Regions from separate parts of the Homo sapiens genome. Here regions 1 and 2 are each linked to region 3. A link is a contact called in ENCODE Hi-C or POLR2A ChIA-PET data. All regions are on one chromosome and are shown on one strand. Each heading gives the region's core, a stretch centred on a gene start or an enhancer-like site at or near the end of the contact. The rest is flanking DNA. Distances are from core to core; before and after follow the strand shown. Region 1 has its middle 38 kb from the start of ZNF396. Region 2 holds the start of ZNF396 (zinc finger protein 396). Region 3 overlaps GALNT1 (polypeptide N-acetylgalactosaminyltransferase 1).

What was found. Hi-C counts contacts between places; a loop is a spot of excess contacts on that map. ChIA-PET counts read pairs that join two places held with the same protein, here RNA polymerase II (POLR2A). Pooled maps may share reads with other maps.
Region 1: a loop to region 3 is called in a map with no recorded cell type, with 6 times the contacts of the local background. The contact joins two enhancer-like sites. A Hi-C loop is called at or near these places in 3 of 168 maps with a recorded cell type or tissue (Calu3, MCF 10A and PC-9), 10 of 37 single-sample maps with no recorded cell type and 13 of 50 pooled maps. POLR2A ChIA-PET finds 5 or more read pairs at or near these places in 3 of 52 experiments (K562, MCF 10A and OCI-LY7).
Region 2: a loop to region 3 is called in a pooled map, with 3 times the contacts of the local background. The contact joins the promoter of ZNF396 here to the enhancer-like site in region 3. A Hi-C loop is called at or near these places in 6 of 50 pooled maps. POLR2A ChIA-PET finds 5 or more read pairs at or near these places in 2 of 52 experiments (MCF 10A and T-cell).

The regions. Positions count from the first base shown.
Region 1 is chr18:35,413,173-35,417,102 of GRCh38, reverse strand. No RefSeq gene overlaps it. Among named protein-coding and RNA genes, the nearest start is that of ZNF396, 38 kb to the right of the region's middle. Within about 2 kb of position 1,487, at least 2 of the 41 ENCODE cell types and tissues checked have a DNase peak (open chromatin) inside an H3K27ac peak, as active enhancers do.
Region 2 is chr18:35,375,661-35,379,998 of GRCh38, reverse strand. It overlaps ZNF396 (zinc finger protein 396), which reads left to right and starts at 2,662. Exons shown (of 4, transcript NM_001322286.2): 1 at 2,662-2,721. RefSeq lists silencers at 2,877-2,946, 2,957-3,146.
Region 3 is chr18:35,615,073-35,619,385 of GRCh38, reverse strand. All of the region lies in intron 1 of GALNT1 (polypeptide N-acetylgalactosaminyltransferase 1), which reads right to left. Among named protein-coding and RNA genes, the nearest start is that of MIR3975, 25 kb to the right of the region's middle. Within about 2 kb of position 2,330, at least 20 of the 41 ENCODE cell types and tissues checked have a DNase peak (open chromatin) inside an H3K27ac peak, as active enhancers do.

The DNA of each region.
Region 1 (3,930 bases), core at 238-2,737, 200 kb after region 3:
AACTTACCAATTTGTGTGTTTTAAACATATGCACGGTTTGTATGACAATTTTATTTCTATAAAGCTTTTAATTATGAAATAAAAGAATATTTACATAAATGTACAAGGATGTAATGAGAACACTTTACAAAGTTGTTTCTTCCAAACTAATCTGTAAATTAAATGTAATCCTTACTAAAGTTGCAACAAGATTTTTTTTAAAGATTTGGCAAACTTATTCTAAAATGTAGTAGAATACTAAAGATTCTCAAATAGATTAGTCAATTTTTTTTTGAGACATGGTCTCACTCTATCCTCCAGGCTGGCATGCAGTGGCATGATCATGGCTCACTGCAGCCTCGAACTCCCAGGCTGAAGTGATACTCCCACCTCAGCCTCCTGAGTAGCTGGAACCACAGGCACACGCCACCATGCCAGGCTAAATTTTTACTTTTGTCTTTTGTAGAAATGAGGTCTCACTATGTTGCCCAGGCTGGTCTCAAACTCCTGGGCTTAAGCGAACCCTCCCACCACGGCCTCCCAAAGTGTTGGGATTACAGGCATGAGCCACTGTGCCCAGCCTGATAAGTCAATTTGATAATAAAAACAAAGAAGGACAAATTGTCTTACTAATTAATTGTGAAGACATACTGTAGACACAATATTAAAACAGTGGATATTGGCACAGGAGCAGGCAAATGGAAAATCACTTGCGCCTAGGCAGTCAAGGCTACAGTGAGCTGTGATTATGCCACTGCAGTCCAGCCTGGGTGACAGAGGGAGACTGTATCTCAAAAGCAAACAAACAAACAAAATAAATAAAAAACTTCATGCTTCGATGGTGGAAGTGAACACTGATGCAGCCATTCTGGACAGCAACCTGACACTAGTGCAATTAAATGTGTACATACATCTGTGCACTGAAACCCCTTTATGTATACCCTGTCTGGAAAGCTGCGCATTGCATACAACAATTAGAAGTGGAGTACTATATCAAATTTATGGCATAAATTTTAAATCAGCAAAAGTTAAAGTTGAGAAATCTTAAAGGAAGTGAATAATACCAAAACCAAAAACCCCAAGAAATGCAAATAAAAGATAAAAGATTGGAAAGTTAGACTTTCGGTTCAGTAGGTCAAATTACAGGATTCTAAAAGCACACTGCCATTAATGTGATTTAAAACACATGATAAAGAGCACCACAGATTTTTTTTTAAGATTTATGAATTATGCAAGGATGTGCACCAGAGGTGTCAGAGTAGGACTCTGGAGGAGGGAGCCAAATAGGAGTGACACTCAGAGATGAGAAAAACACAGTTAAGCAAGACGGAATTCATGTGGGCTGATGAAGACCATGTGGGTTTATAAGGAGCGTCTGCCCTTACGGAGACAAAAAGGGAAAGGTTATGACTAAAATAAGTGTGGTACTTAGAGAGAAAATAAATCGAAAGGTCAGCCATGTGAAAGCAACTTTGAAAGGGAACTTCTATATTTTCTCTTCCCTTCCTAATCTACTGTCTCACTCTGGCTCCAGAGGAACAAATGAAAGAGGAAATAAGATTCATTGCAACTGGATTCTTTAAAAATGGCAATTCAATAATATGTTCTCACAAGGGAGTGAAAGTACAGAGCAGGCTGAACCTGGCACTTATCTAAATTTCATTTCACTCATAGTAAAGTGGCAAGAGACAGTGTGATTTATACCTACACCAGGAAAATGTCAGAAAGGTTTTACTAGTGGTGTCCTCCCAAGAAACAAGGTAGAGATGCCACAGATACACCTCCAATACTTCCTATCACCTGTAAAATGAGATCATTCACCATCTTGCTCTTACTGACCCTTTCTAGCCTCAATTTCCATTCTACCCCTAGTAATAGGAGCTCAGTTTTACCCAAACAGACTGAATCAGTGTTCAGACCCTGAGATTTCCTGACCACTTGGCTGTAAAACATCACTTGCTAATGCCTCTTTAGTGACCTTCTCAAACCTTACCCATCTCCCGTGACCCTTTCACATCTCTCCTGTCCTAAGTGAATGTTCCCACTTATGAACTGTGGAGCACTTGTTGCCTAAAGTATTCATTGGCTAATAGTTTTTTTTTTGTTGTTTTTTTTTTTTTTTTAGCATTTAAGGCATCATTCCATTGTGTCCAGATTCCACTGTTTCTGCTTTGAAGTCAGCTTAATTTATGGCTTAATACCTTTAATCAACTTTTTTAAATTCTCAATTATTAACTCTTCAAATACTGCTTCTATTGCACTTCCCTACTCTTCTCCTTCTGGGACTTCTTTGTCTAACTTCTTTGTCTCTTACCCCAGCTTCTGCTTTTTCTATCTTTCATCTCCCAATATTGTACTCTGGATATTGTCTTCTGATCCATTGAAAGTTCATGAATTCTCTCTTCAGCTATCTATTCTCCACCTAACTCCATCCACTGAGTTACTAATTTTGATAGTTGTATTTACAGTTCTAGAATTTTCTTTTTTATATACTTTATATGTCTCTGTCAAAATCCTCAATCTTTCATCTCTCAATGAACACAACAAGCATAATTATTTTAAAGACTGAGTCTTTTAACTTTATTTTCTAGCTCTCCTGTAGGTAGCTGGTTATTTATATGGTTTTGTACGCTTGCATGTCTCGTTAGTTTTCTTTCTTTCTTTTTTTTAATTTGTTGGGTTTTAATGTTTTGTCTTGTTTTGTTTTTTTGAGATGGAGCCTCATTCTCTCACCCAGGCTGCAGTGGCACGATCTTGGCTCACTGCAGCCTCCCAGGTTCAATCCTTCTGCCTCAGCCTCCTGAGTAGCTGGGATTACAGGTACCCACCACCATGGCCAGTTAATTTTTGTATTTTTTTTTTCATAGAGACTGGGTTTCACCATGTTGGCCAGGCTGGTCTTGAACTCCTGACCTCAAGTGATCCATCTGCCTCGGCCTCACAAAATGCTGGGATTACAGGTGTGAATCACTGTACCTGGCCTAGTTTTCTTTCTTTTTTTTTTTTTTAAGTGAAATCCACATAACTTAAAAGTAATTATTTTAAAGTGCACAATTCAGTGACATTTAATACATTTACAATGTTGTACAACCACTAGCTCTATTTAGTTCCAAAATATTTTCATCCCCCTAAAAGAAAATCCATTAAGCAGTCACTATTCATTTCCTCCTCCTTATAGCCCTTGGCAATTACCAATTTGCATTCTTTGTTTCTATCTTTATATTTAAAATGGGTTTCTTATAGGCAACATGTAGTTCGGTCTTGCTTTGCTTGGGTCTCCTTCCCTGTACTGTTGCCTAAAAATCTCAAACCAATAAGCTGGGGCAATCATTTGTTTTCCTTTTCTCAAGGATCACTGTCTTTTGTTGCCTGATGTCCAGTGTCTTCAAACAATTATTTCATATATTTTGTGTGTTTTTCCCTTTTTTGTTGTTGTTTCAGGTGGGAGGTTAAATACGTATCAGTTAGTTTACCTTGAATAGGAGCAGAAATCTGACCTTTAAAAACATAATTTATGTGCTTTAGTTTAAGTAGTTAAATTTTCTGTTCTAATTTAATTTTAATTAATTAATTCAATTTTCATTGTAGCTGTTTTTTAAGGTATGGTGGTGTTTGATCACGTTTTAACCAAGACAAAGACCATTCTGAAATCCTCCCTGGTAGCTTGTATTATATAAAATATGCCCATTTCTTTCAAGTTAACCTCCTTTGCCTGTAACCAACAAATGGCAGCTTCCAGAGCCTCTTTTCCCCAGCAGCTGGTGAGAACAGCACGTGTTTATGAACTGCTGAAGATGTCCCTAGTCATCAGATCAGATGCACTCTGTAGCTGGACTCTCTCCTAAACTGAGATCATCACATCCACTGCCCCCCACTCCAGTTGTCCATAGAACCCTTGGGCTCTATGCAAGCCTGTTAGAGCTCAGGGAGTTTTTGATATTTGTTTTTAAA
Region 2 (4,338 bases), core at 1,413-3,912, 240 kb after region 3:
CAAGGGTTATGTGTTTAGACAGACACAGATCCATGCCCCTAAAAGCTTCTACCTAGGTGGAGAGCAAATATGTTGGGATGAAGGGAGTGGTGAAGAGTACAAAGTTGAGAAATAAATGTCTCTATAATGTCATTGTAGAGTGATTGCCTTAGAAATGGTTCATAAAAGTCATAGAGATCTTTACATACCTATATAAGGGAAGCATTCAGATATAAAACATGTTTGATATTTATTTTCACATGATCACACAAAATGTCCAATTATGTGCAGTTATTGATGATAGCATCCCATTCAGCTTCTGATCCAGTCTACCCAAAAATCCCCTCAAATATCCACATAAGCCATTGTCAAACATACTCTGTTGTTTAACTTCCCTGAATGACACATTATGTACCCAATCATCTGTCAGTCTTCCATCTAAGCAAGCACCAGCCTCCCAAGTGTTTCCAGAATCTGCCTCCATTCTCGTCCCCTCTGTGCTAGTTCAGACCTTCACCAGCTGCAGCCTGGATCTTTGCAACAGCTTCAGAGCTGGTAACCCTGTCTTGAGTTTTGCCTCCCTTCAGATCTATCCTTCGTGTTGCTATCAGAGAGCCCTACCTGAATTGCAGATGTGCACATGCCACTAATTCAAGTTTCTGCTTAAAACCTTAGTTCATAGCCCTTTACTTGGCCTGTCAAACCCTTTAAAACTAGGCTGCTGTTTGCCTCTTCAGCCTCATCCTCAGCCACTCATCCTGCTGTCCTTTAATCCAGCAAATCTAAACAACATCCCACACTGGTACCTCAGTCTCAAATGTATCAACACCAGCTTTCTCCATCAACTCCAATCCCAGTCTCTACCCAGGACCTCCCTTTCTTTGTGCTTTTATAGTATCCTGCAGTTGTCTCCATCAGAATGTTGCCACATTGTTTAGAAAAGTCAATTTATTCATCTTTCTCTTTACTTAGTCTATTAGCCCCTAAAGGGCAAGAATCTATATTTTACCATTGAATTCCCGGTGTTTACGATACAACTGGTATATAGTAGGTGCTCACCCTACTGGGACCTTATTCCTGCTAATTTCTTTTCACTTTACCCCCAAAATTTTTAAAAAATTAAAACAGCAAACAAAAACCTGTTCTTGCTCTAACTACCTGACTGTGAAACTTTTCTAATCAATCTTTTATGTCTGCTCCCTTTTTTGTTGTTGCTGTTTTTAACTTTGGCCTCTGATATCTGGCTGTTTGGTGGACCATACCCATGAATTCATCATCCCTGACCTCTTGCCACATCCCACAGTTCCTCCTTCTCCTTGAAGCTTCTGACTGTCGTTCATATTCTCCTTAAATTGTCTCCTGTGACTTCACACCACTGCCAAGCCTTGCCCTCGTTTCAAATTCTCCCCTGACGTGAGTCATTTAACCTACCCTACCCACCAGCGCCAGAAACACATTCCCACCTGCACTTTTGGGCTGTTTGCTATTTGTGTTGGCAGCTGCATCAGCAAAAAGTCTTATCCTGTGAAAGCCCCTTGTTTGAAGCAAGAATTTCTTCAGATTTAGTTTTACTGTACTCTAATTGGGATCCAAACCTCTCCCTAGTCCCCTAGCGTCATAAACTGAGTAAACCAGCCTCTTCTTTCTTCACTTCAGATTCCAGTACTAACATACTTTTGGGGCGGCGTCATACCAAAAGGGATTTTTTGTTATTGTTCTTTATTAATTAGCAAGTGCTTTTCAAGCATCTCCGTCCTCTCCCTAATTCCTCAGTTACGAGTACAAGTACATTTTCCAGGAGTCCCTAGGGAAAGGGGCTAGAGAAGGAAGTCACGAGGTGGGGCTGTGGTGCATTTAGGCTTAAATTTATTTATTTATTTATTTTTTGAGACGCTCTCACTTTGCAGCCCAGGCTGGAGGGCAGTGGCGCAATCATGGCTAACTGCAGTCTCCACCTCCCCAGATTGAGGTGATCCTCACCCCTCAGCCTCCCAAGAAGCGGGGACTACAGGCATGCGTCTCTACACTCGGCTAATTTCTGTATGTTTTGTAGAGATGCGGTTTAGCCATGTTGGCCAGGCTGGTCTCGAACTCCTTGGCTCATGTGATCTGCCCATCTCGACCTCCCAAAGTGCTGGGATTACAGGCATGAGCCACCGCGCCCGGCCTCAAACTTATTTTTCAATTGAGATTAAGATTATCTGAGGAGAGATATGTGTATGTATTGTAACAAATTTTATGTGGGTCAGTTCTCACTTTTTCAAGGGCCATTGTGTTCTCCTGTGAAAGCATGGGGTTGCGGATGTCAAACTTGTCCCTTAAAACGTCAGTACTTGGGGTGTAACCACTTCGGGAGTGGGAATGGTATTAGGGATTGTACTCAGCGGTAGACAGCACAGCATTCGCCCCTCTCTGTAATCCTTGGCAAGTCACAGGACATTTGAGTTTATTTTCTGTAAAATGGGAATAACCTTACTGAGTTACCGGAGTAAATGAATAATGTAAGCAAAAGCACTTTGCGAAGCAACAATGCTAGTTTATTGAACGGAACACTGAGCAGAGCAGCTGGATTCCCACCGGTCGAGCCTCCCGGTTCTCTTTCCCTGTCCCAAGTGCGCGGCCACAGCGGCTCTTCTCCATGGCAACGTCCCCGCGTTCCGGGCCCCGCCCCGACCCGCCACCAGAACCGGAAGTTGTTGCGCAGCTGGCAGTTCCCCGGTTTCTCCCCGACGGCGTCGGGAGGTGAGACCCGAGGCCTCTTTAGGGCCCCCAGGCTGCGGTCAGAGGCGGTGGTCCCCGGGTGGTGGAAGGGGGACGCGGAGAGGCGGCCGCGGACTCGTCGCCACCCCTCCCTTCGCGCGCAAGTGCAGCACCCTTACACCGTCCCAGATCCCCAGGCCCCTCCCCTCCGCTGCCTGCCCCTGAGTCCGCGCACCCCTTCCCCTCGTCCTTCCCCGGCGGACCCCGGGCGCCTGCCCTGCCAGGTGAACCCGCGCCACCTGCCGCTTCGCCCCGGCGGTTCCCAGCCTGGGAGGCGCGCGGCGCGGCGCGGTGGGCGCGGGAGGTCGGGAGATGGTCGGAAGCCAGCCCTCCCAGAGCCGGCCCACCACAGCAGGGTAGAGCCGAGAGCGGCGTCCCCTGCAGAAAGACCCCTGCGTCCCAGGCTTTGATCGAAGCCTCCCCTCCAGGGACGTTCTTTCTGGTTGTCGTGCGGTGTCGGGGGTTCCTTACCCTCACCTCAGGTTTAGCACAGATTCTGCGCCTGGTGCTGAAGTGACAGGGCGGCCACTCTCTTCCAGAGGCTGCTTTAGCCCCGGGGTCCCTCATATATCCCTTAGGGTACCTGACGGCTCCAAACCGGTGGCCTCAACCCTTCCCACCTCTCAGGTCTTGTTCCCCAGACTCTTCTGGCCCCGCTTCATCTGGGAGCGCGGCTGCCTGCCGCCACTTCCTCCTCTGCGCTGAGACAACGCGCAGGGGTCACCACAAGGGCCCCTGCTGCCTATGGCCTCTAACCACACAGCACCATGGATAAATGTGGACGGCCTGGGTTCAGACCCCAGCTTTGCCCTTGGCCAGAGTACCTGGCTTTGCTGTGACTGCTTCCCCGTCTACAACATGGGGGTAAAAATAATCTAGGGCTTTTATGAGGATTTAACCTTTGTTTATTTTTACTAAGGTGTTCAAAACAGTGCTTGGCACATAGTAAATTCTGTTAATATGTGTGTCTGCTATTGTTTGTTTCATAGCACATCATTGTGTAAAGTTGTATCATTTATTTGGTAACAACTTTATGAACTCACAGGCTTTATACAGGGCCTAGAACAATACTTGGTGAAGTGAGAAAATAAGTCAAATGGCAGGATACATAACGATGGAAGACGGAGGCGCACGTAAGATTTTTAAAGTAGTCATCATTTGCTGAAGTTGTACAAACACTATCATATACCTCCTGCCCAATTTAAAAAATATGATTAGACCGGGTGCAGAGCCTCACGCCTGTACTCCCAGCATTTTGGGAGGCCGAGGCAGAGGGATCACCTGAGGTCAGGAGTTCGAGACCAGCCTGGCCAACATGGTGAAACCCCGTCTCTACTAAAATTATAAAAATTAGCCGGGCGTGGTGGTACACGTCTGCAATCCCAGCTACTTGGGAGGCTGAGGCAGGAGAATCGCTTGAACCCAGAAGGCAGAGGTTGCAGTGAGCCAAGATCCCGCCATTGTACTCCAGCCTGGGCAACAGGGCCAGACTCTGTCTCAAACAAAACAAAACAACAACAACAACAAAATGAGATTAGTTACTGGTGATACTTAACAGTAAAATGATACAAAGGAAAGTGCCGTCCCCCCCCAACTTTG
Region 3 (4,313 bases), core at 1,081-3,580:
TTTGAGAATTGCTTTCCTTAATACACTGTCTGATGTTACTAGGTTACTAACTTAAGCGACCTTTTGAGATCTAAAAAGTTTTCAGATTTGCTCAACAGAACAAATAAAAACCAAAACTTGAGTTAGGGGTAGATTTTAGATTTTTGGCCCTAATAATAGCCTGAAATATTTAGTTACCATTGAAAAAACAAAACAAAACATATATTAGCATGTTACAGAAAGACAGTGTTCTGGTTAGTCACAAATTCTACCTTACAGATTTATCGCAGGTACCACACACTGCAAAACAACCATACCCTTCCTTTTTTCCTTAACTAATCAGTAATTTGGCATATCGGTTTTTAAGTTGCTGTGTTTTCTAACTTGGTTTCTCTCTTACTAGTCTCTCCCTAATGTCATTTAACGTCTCTTAGTTTATAGCGTTAGTGATTGTTTTGCATTCTTGCCTGCTGATTTTCCTGTGAAAAGCTATTCTCTGCCTCCCTCCCTCAACTCGGTCTGCCCTGTAGTCTCAGGCTGCTTCTGCATTGCTATCAGTTAAGATCCATTCTAGGGGATGACCTCAAGCGCCTTTTCTTCATATTTGTTTCAGCTCTTTGGAGGGCTGATTATAGGATTTGCTTCCTGCTCTCAGAACAAACAAACAAACAAAAACAGTGCAGTACAATTAAGTTGACATTTTACTTAACAATGTAATAGGAAAGTTAAGTAAATTGTTGGAAAAAAAAAACTCTGAAATAAACCTGCTATTTAATTCACATCAATAACTCAAACATTTCTTTTGTATTATTTTTTAAAATTCTAATTCTCAAAACTATTCTACTAAAACCTCTAATCACTTGGGTTATCTCTCCTTTTCTTTTAAATACACTAAACAGTTACACATGTTTGTCTTTATTACCCATAATGCAACTAAAAGATAAATTTTTTGCAGATGTCATTTCTCCACTTGAGCTTTAGAGAATTTAAGAATTAAGTTCATCCATGAGCAGTCTTTTTCAAACACACATTACAGTCTAGTCTCAAGCTTCCTTCTTGAGACCCTAACCATAAATTCAAGAGGAATAACTAAAATTTTTTAAAGATGTATTTAAACTAAACATACCAAAGAATATATACTTTTTAATGAATACAAGATTATTTTACAGGTTTAGACTACATTTAATGTAAATAATGTTAATTATGAATGAAAATGATGTAAAATTATTTTCCTAATGGTACTGCACATAATGCTATCTCATTGCACAAGAAAAATCAGAGCAGTTAACAGTTTTGCATTTTGCTGTGCTGTTAACTGCAGTAGTGCTCTCTATACATGTTAAGTGCTTGGCTATCAAAAAAAAAAAAAAAGAACAGCAAAGCAGTCTTAAAAGATGAAACCTTTATCTGCTAGAGCAAAGTTTATGGTTTCATTATAAAGAACCCTAATCTGAAGAGTTATCGAAAAGAAAAGAAGAAGAGAAAGGGAGAGAAATAATTTTTAAAATAGGTATTGTTTTTATTTTTTTAAGGAAAGCTTTTTTAAAAAAACTAAATGTGCTATGTTGATCTTGTTTTGAGTTTTGAATCTACAAATCAACTTAAAAAGACACTTTAGGGACCACTGAGGAAATATGATTATGAACTGGGTTACAGATGCTACTAAGCAATCACTGTTAATTAGGAATGTTAACAGCATTGTGGTCATATTCAAAATGTTCTCATTTTAAAGGATCTATACTGAAGAATGTTAGAGGTAAAATGACATGATGTCTTCCATTGCTTTAAAATACTTGGGCTTAAGAGCAGGGGAGTGAGGTTAGATTGAGAGGTGGAACACAAGTGGGAAAATGTGTTTGCTGAATCTGGAGAATGGATACAGGTTTAAGAGGGCTCGTTTCACTGTTCTGTCTACTTTTATATATGTTAGAATTTCTCGAAATATGATGTTAAAACAAAGAAGTAACTTTTAAACGTGTTTCAGATAGCTAAACGCTAAATTAGGATTTAACATCTTACTTTGGATTTAACATCTTACTTTGGCAGGCCAAATACTGCATACACTGGTGTTCTGTGAACAAAAGCAAGGCATATAGTAGACATTTGTTCACTTAACAAATTTGTTAACTGCCCTACTATATGCCAAGCATTTTACCAGACCATATGAGAACAAAGATGAGTTAGACAACATCACTGTCCTTAGGGAGGAAATGGTCAATATAAATACCTGTAATAAATGATTCTTGGTGGTGTGAGAGAAGAGTCTAGAGAACAGTAGCCACAGACAGGAAATGGAGGGGGGAGCTGTCTGAATGCCTGCAATGCGCCGCTTGCATTACATTCACCCGTCACTGCTGCTCAAATGGGGAAGGAACTACTCATAAAGTTTTGTTTGTTTTCATACCACACCTCACTCTGGCATAAATGAGTCAGGATCTATGGTTACAGGGTTCCTCAGTGGCTTAGGCATTAGAGAGAGAATTTTATCCTAATAACAACCCTTTCAAGTGGGTTTTATCTTCATTTTCAGCTGAGGAAGCTGAAGAGTCAGAAGTTTGAGGGGTGGACCATACTAGAGGACTGGAAGGTCTGAGAAGTCACAGAATTTGAAGAGTGGTGCCAATACAAAGGAGGAGAGAGCTCTGAAAAAGGAGTCTGAGACGATGCTAACTGCCACAGAGAAAGATTACGTGACACTGGAAGCTGTTTCTGCCAAGTATTCAGCAAGCTACCATGAATGTGGAGATTAAAACACAACACTAAAACACTAGAAGGTTTTACAACCTGTGCTAAGCAAAAGGAATCAAACATTACTCAAGACTTCAGGTGAGGATATGCAAGCCTTAGTACTTCTCATTAGCCATATGCAATGCAGGTCAGATAAAAAAAACACCCAGTGTCCAAAGCAATAACAGCTATATTTCTTTTAATAGAGATATAAATTAAACAGGAGAATAAAAGCATAACAACAATTACCAAGCACTTACTGTGTGCTGAGCACTTTGATGGGCACTGTATAACAATACTCCCAACAACCCAGTAAGCCAGGTACTATTATGCACACCATCTTACAGATAGGAAAACTGACACTTTAAAAAGTTAGGTAATTTGGCCAGCGTCACATAGACTATACATGTCAAGGCCAGAATTCAAAATTAGTCAGGTCCCAGCAACTATGATGAAACCCACAAACCTGTATCCTTTACCTTGTCTACCTCTGCAATTTACATAAATTAAATCATATTATAATGTATTCTTCTGCTACCTTTTAAATCCAACATTACGTTTTTAAGACTCATCCATATTGATGTAGTTCACTAACTTTGGTGTCATAGAGCAAGGGGTGGCAAACTAGTATTTTTGTAAATAAAATTTTATGGGAATGCAGCCACTCTCATTCATTTATATATGGTTTACAGCTGCTTTTGCACTACAACGTCAAAGTTGTTGGCCTTTACAGAGACTGTACGGCCTGCAAAGGCTAAAATACTTACTATCTGGCCCTTTACAGAAAAGTCTGCCAACCTCTGCCATGGAGTAGTGCAGTGGTATACTTGACAATGTCCAACTTTTACAATTTTGTCAATGTAGCTTTAATTTGTATTTCCCTGAAAACAACTGTTTACTGGCTATTCATTTTTCTCCTAAGAAACAGCTCTTGCTTTCTTCTGCCATTAACTGTTTTCACACTTACGTATGTATGCGTACTGACATATGGGTGTGTGCATTACTGATTCTAAAAATCCTTATCCTTTGTATGCAAAATATATTCTACTTGTGTATTTGTGACTAGTCTTTACACTCTCCTTTCCATGCACACAAAACCCAAGAGATCTTAATTTTAGTACAGCCAAATTAATAAACCTTTTCCTTCAACAATTGTGCTTTTGGCTTCCAAAGCCTGAGGTCTAAAATACTCTCTAATATTTTATTCTGGAGGCTTAAGTTTTGCCTTTCACAATCTAGTCTTTAATCCATCTGAAATTGCTTTTTTTAATACAGTGTTAGTAAAAACCATTTTTTAAAATGTGGCTAAGAATCCCAACCATTTAAAACGTATTCCATTTCCTTGATTTGTAACATTAGCTCTGTCATGTATTAGCTTTCCACGTACTTAGAGTTCTGGTTTTTGCCTTAACTTCCTTCCATTATCTATTTGTCTATGCTTGTCCAAATATTATGCCATCTCAATGATTAAAGTTTTACACTATCTTAAAATCTTGTAAGACAAGTACTTGCTTCAGGAATGTCTTAGCCATTCTTGACCCTTTGTATTTCCAAATAAATTTTAGAATTAACTGGTCAAATTCCACAAAAACAAACAAAACCATACC